Linked DNA regions of Homo sapiens: region 1 is linked to region 2. Evidence: chromatin loops called from intact Hi-C (ENCODE). Cell type or tissue: IMR-90. All regions are shown on one strand. Each heading gives the region's core, and the rest is flanking DNA. Links, peaks and the distances in the headings are about the cores only. Region 1 overlaps GNG4 (G protein subunit gamma 4). Region 2 has its middle 9.8 kb from the start of B3GALNT2.

Region 1 (2,918 bases), core at 109-2,608, 100 kb after region 2:
ACCCACAAACACACCTGGCTAATTTTTTTTTTTTTTTTTTTTTCAGTAGAGATGGGTTTTCGCCATGCTGGCCAGGCTGGTCTCGAACTCCTGACCTCAGGTGATCCATCTGTCTCAGCCTCCCAAAGTGCTGCCATTACAGGCGTGAGCCACTGTGCCCTGCCCAGTGCCGAAAGATTTTGAATCCTTTACCTGACAATGCAAAAATACAGCCAGTGGTTTTAACTTGGTTAGAAATATCAAGAGGTGAATCCATAGTTTGGGGCCCATGACATTGGCTGGGCATCCTGGACCTCCGGCTGGCCAGTTTTGAAACAGGTTCACCTCTTCTTACAGAGAAGATGCAGGAATCCCTCTTATTTTTTCAAAGTCTGCTTAGTTGCCTATTACTTCTCTCAGAGAGAATTCTAAGTGAGAACAGATGACAGGGTGAGAGGGGAGGCAGGGATCATCCGGAGTGGGAGAGAAAGTGGGACGGATGCTCTGTGTCTTGTCATTTTGCTCATCTGCTCCTAGCAGAATGCTGGGTATTGATTTGGGGGCAGCACCTGGTATTTCCTGGCTGTCCAGGTGAGCTAATGTGGAGGTAATGTAGCTTCCTGGACCTCCTCTTTCAGGTCAACACTGACAGAATGGAAGGTCAGAGAGTCTACAAGGAAACAATGTTTTGCTGTGATTCCCACTTCCCTTCCCCACTCCTATCTTCTAAGAGACTTGCAGGCTGGGTGCGGTGGCTCACGCCTGTAATCCCAGCACTTTGGGAGGCTGAGGTGGGTGGATCACCTGAGGCCAGGAGTTCAAGACCAGCCTGACCAACATAGTGAAACCCCATCTCTACTAAAAATACAAAAACTAGCCAGGTGTGTTGGTGTGCACCTGTAGTTCCAGCTATTTGGGAGGCTGAGGCATGAGAATTGCTTGAATCTGTGAGGCGGAGGTTGCAGTGAGCTGAGATTGTGCCACCGCACTCCACCCTGGGCGACAGAGTGAGACTCTGCCTCTATCTAAAAAAAAAAAAAAAAAAAGAAAGAAAAGAAAAGACAAGACAAGACTTGGGAGCTGCCTCCCTAAAAGCACATTCTGAGCATATTTCAGACATCTCTGTTAGAAGGCAGACTGCACAAACTATCCTCCCCTAGTGGAGATATCTGCACAGTGGCAAGCTGACTGGTAGAATTGGAATGCAGTTTATGCTCTGCTTAAACAAGGGTAATCAGAAATGGAATCAGTGCAAGCAAAATTTAGGATTTGCTACTTCCATAAATAAAAGCATGAATAACAGGGGTCTCTGAAATGTAAGGTCACAAACTTAGTTTGGGGCACTGCAGATGTTTGCAGAATGGCAGCCCAGTGATTATGCTACAGATGGGCTTTCAATCACCTGTGTAGGTTACCGCTTCCTCCCTCACACACACACAAAAAGTGGAATCCTTCGTTGAACTGAATATGAATATGAATTGCTCTGATTCTGCCCAGAAAATGGACGGATATACTTGTCTGTAAAACCGTGGGCCAGCCTCAGGCACGCTGGATCCCTTGCCTCAGAACTCTGGCTTCAAGGAAAGCTAATCTGCAGGGCTCACTGTGTGAATCGATTTATTACTATCACATGGATAACATGAGTTTCTTTAGCCAATTTGGGAAGCCAGACTCTCCAGAAGCCTTTCTCAGTGGTGCCTGCAGTTGCAGCCCAGGGGCTGTGTTCACAAACTGATTCGTGTGCATGATTCACAAGAGTACTGCTTCATTGCCATTGCCTAAATTTTTAATCTTTTTGTTTTTTTTTTTTTGAGACAGAGTCTCACTCTGTCACCGAGGCTGGAGTGCAGTGGCGTGATCTCGGCTCACTGCAACCTCTGTCTCCTGGGTTCAAGCAATTCTCCTGCCTCAGCCTCCTGAGTAGCTGGGATTACAGGCATGTGCCACCCCACCTGGCTAATTTTTGTATTTTTAGTAGAGACGGGGTTTCACCATGTTGGCCGGGCTGGTCTCGAACTCCTGAGTCCAAGTGATCCTCCCACCTTGGCTTCCCAAAGTGTTGGGATTATAGGCGTGAGCCACTGCACGCCGCCAGTGAGTTTTTCATCTTCTTAGACAGAAAACTGTCCACTCTTAGTCATTAAAGGCAGCATCAGCTGGGTGTGGTGAGTTCACGCCTGTAATCCCAGCACTTTGGGAGGCTGAGGTGGGAGGATCACTTGGGCTGAGGAGTTCAAGACCACCCTCGGCAACATTGCAAACGCTGTCTCTAAAAAAAAAAAAAAAAAAAAAAAATTTATATATATATATATATACACACACATATATATACACACACACATATATATATATACACACACACATATATATATACACAAAAATTAATTAGCTGGGTGTGGTGGTGTGGGCCTGTAGTCCCAAATACTTGCAGGGCTGAGGTGGGAGGATCACTTGATCCTGGGAGGTGGAGGCTGCAGTGAGCCAAGATTGCGCCACTGCACTCCGGCCTGGGTGACAGAGCAAGACTGTCTCAGGGAAAAAAACAAAAAAGCATCAGTTTTGTTTTCCCTTCCTGGGAGACATCTCTCAAACCAGGGATATTCTTGAAAAGAGCATGAGCAAGGAAACTGCTGGTGATATTACAAGTTTCTCTCCTTATCTTGCCTGTTGACTTCAATAGATTTGAGAATAGGCTGAAGAGGGAGGAAAACTTCAGTGATTGAGATTCTAGATGAAATATCAGGACTGACTCCTGATAGGATTATGGTCCAGGTTAACCAAAAACCAATTCCTTGAATGTTGAAATCTAACTTTTTATATTATCTTTATTATTGTTATAAAAACAGTTCTTCATCTTTTCTGTTTTATTTTTCTAAAACTGCTTTCAGGAGCTACCAGAAAATAACACTCAAAGTTTATGACTCTGGAAGATTTTGCTT
Region 2 (2,918 bases), core at 212-2,711:
CTGAGTAGTTGGGATTACAGGTGCATACTACCATGCCCAGCTAATTTTTGTATTTTTAGTAGAGGTGGGGTTTCACCATGTTGGTCAGGCTGGTCTCAAACTCCTGACCTTGTGATCCGCCTGCCTCGGCCTCCCAAAGTGCTGGGATTAATGGCGTGAGCCACTGCGACCTGCCATGTGTCACTTATCACTCTTAAACATACTGTTCAATTTACTTATTTATTTTGTTTGCGGTTTATTGTCTTACTGTCTACACAGGGCAGAAATTTTCCCTCCCGTTTTGTTCCCTGATATATCCCAGAACCTGGAGAAGTCACTGGCATTTTGTAGGTGCTCCATAAATATTTATTGAACAAACAGTGAATGAATGAGTGAATCAATGAATTTGGGAATCTTTAGCAAGTTGATTGCAGTAGAACTCACAAGGTGAGATTACCCAGGCATAGTCTGTAGAGCGATGATGAAGGGAGACACCAACATTTAGGTGTGAGCAGAGGAAGTTAAAATTATAAAGGACATTGACAAGAATCCAGACTATAGGAGGAAAACAGGAGGATGTGTCACCCAAGACAAGATGTAAGATGGCAGAGGGAGTGCAGACGACAGCGTACAACCTGACCAACATGGTGAAACACTGTCTCTAAAAAAAACAAAAACAAAAATTAGCCGGGCGTGGTGGCTCATGCCTGTTGACAACATATGAAGCAAGATCAAGGCAGAAATGTGTCTGCTGATTTGAGAGTGGCCAGGTAACTAGCAGTTTCGAGGAATAGGTAGAGCAGAAGGGAGAGTACTGTGAGTTGAGGAGTGAATGAGAAGTAATGAAGTGGAAATGGTGTGTGCATTACTATTTTGAGAAGTTTGGTCATGAAGATCAGAACGAGAAAGAATGGGAGCTGGGAAGAGGGCTCTGATTGAAGAAGTGTGTGTGTGCATTTAGATGGGAGAGATAAGCCTGACTTGAGTATTTTAAGTGATGTATGGAAACAGCCAGTAACAACCATATAATTTGTAATCTAAATCAAGGTTTTGAGAGAAAAAGGGGGCAGGACAAATGCTAAAATGGATAAATGTCAAGACAACAGGAACTATCTGCAAACCAGACCATATGGTCTCCCTGTCCACGCCTCAAGTTTTCCATGCAAGTCATTTATCCTTACACTTAGTGGGCTATTTTTTTCTGACGGTAGGTGGCAGTAAAGAGCTTGCCTCTTTTTGCCTCGTTTGGTTTGGTTTGGTTTGGTTTTTGAGAAAAATTTAATTAGAGATTTTGGATGGCAACTAAGATTGGTAAAGGTTAGCTCCACAGGCTTAAACTCAAAATAGGAGATTTCAACTTAGATTTTACTTTGGGAAAATTCATACACGTTTTTGTGAAAAAGAATATCTCTTGGTTCTCAAAGAAAAAATAATTTTTGGGTAATTATAAAATATGTTGCATTTTCACACTGAGCCATTTTATCTTTAAAATGATGAACTTCCATCTTCTTCCTAATACAGAATAATTTCCATTAGTTTTATCACTTCTTTTTTTTTGAGACAGAGTATCGCTCTGTTGCCCAGCCTGGAGTGCAATGGCACAATCTCGGCTCACTGCAACCTCCGCCTCCTAGGTTCAAGAGATTCTCCTGCCTCAGCCTCCCGAGTGGGATTACAGGTGCCTACCACCACGCCTGGCTAATTTTTGTATTTTTTTTTAGTAGAGATGGGGTTTCACCATGTTAGCCAGGCTGGTCTTGAACTCCTGACCTCAAATGATCTGCCCACCTCGGCCTCCCAAAGTGCTTGGATTACAGGTGTGAGCCACTGTGTCTGGCCTATCCCTTCAGTTTTAGCACACGCATTGCTATATGCACACATTTCTTATTTGTGTATATAAATTTTCAGTCAAGTCTAGCTTCAGTAGACTTTGGGGGACCTTGCTATTGAAGATTATAAACATTTTAAAAAACTATAGGCCAGGCGCCATGGCTCACGCCTGTAATCCCAGCACTTCAGGAGGCTGAGGCGGGCGAATCACTTGAGGTCAGGAGTTCGAGACCAGCCTGGCCAACATGGTGAAATGCCATCTCTAAAAAAAATAACAAAAATTAGCCTGGCGTGGTGGCGTGCACCTGTAATCCCAGCTACTCAGGAGGCTGAGGCAGGAGAATCACTTGAACCTCAGGAGGCAGAGGTTGCAGTGAATCGAGATCACATCACTACACTCCAGCCTGCTGGGCAACAGAGTGGGACTCTGTCTCAAAAAAAGAAACAAAACAAACAAACCAAAAACCTATGACACATAACAGCAAATTTCTTGTTATCAAAGATAGGACTAGAGATGTCTAAAGATAAGAAGTTTTAGGAGTTCGGAATGGTAAAGTGAATGAGCACACCTTATTCAGGGAATCTTGGCAGAATCTAATGTCATAAAATTTAAAATTCAGAAATCTTTGTCAGAGAAAAAACAGAATCAAAATATTATCTGCAGATCCAGCAAACAAATTTGAGTTCAAAACTCAGATTTGCATTTATTAGCTGTGTGGCCTTGAGCATGGCAAGCACTTTACCTCTAGGTCTCAGATTCCTAATCTGTGAAATGAGACTCACAGGATATACTTCAGTGGATTGTTTTGAATATTAAATGAGAAAACATATTGGTAAAATTTATACATGTTATTTTCATTCTTTTCCCTAAACATGAATATGAAGACATCCAGATTAAAATGTGGCATATGCAACCTCAACCTTTGGAAAATATATCTCAAATGATTAAGGAAAAATATTAATTTTAAGAATTGCTTTAAAACAACAAAACCAAAAAAGCCTTGGTCATACCTTAATTCAGTAATTCTTCAACTTTACGTCTCAGATCCAATATTCTAGGCACTGCTTGACACAGAGAGCAGTTTTCTTACAAGGAAATTTGGGGACCA

The links. A loop is a pair of places that touch in the nucleus more often than their neighbours do. Peaks named below come from ENCODE experiments on the same cell type or tissue, not always from the same donor. Only the 100,000 strongest peaks of a DNase experiment are listed, where the experiment ranks them.
Region 1: it touches region 2 in a loop (3-fold over the local background); 14 of 110 quality-filtered maps call a loop at or near these places.

What each region holds. Positions count from the first base shown.
Region 1 is chr1:235,616,884-235,619,801 of GRCh38, forward strand. All of the region lies in intron 1 of GNG4 (G protein subunit gamma 4), which reads right to left. Among named protein-coding and RNA genes, the nearest start is that of GNG4, 31 kb to the right of the region's middle. In IMR-90, for the core only: a CTCF peak has its summit at 1,155; a DNase peak (open chromatin) is centred at 1,138; H3K27ac peaks cover 405 bases.
Region 2 is chr1:235,512,766-235,515,683 of GRCh38, forward strand. No RefSeq gene overlaps it. Among named protein-coding and RNA genes, the nearest start is that of B3GALNT2, 9.8 kb to the left of the region's middle. In IMR-90, for the core only: a CTCF peak has its summit at 1,191 (motif pointing right); a DNase peak (open chromatin) is centred at 1,186.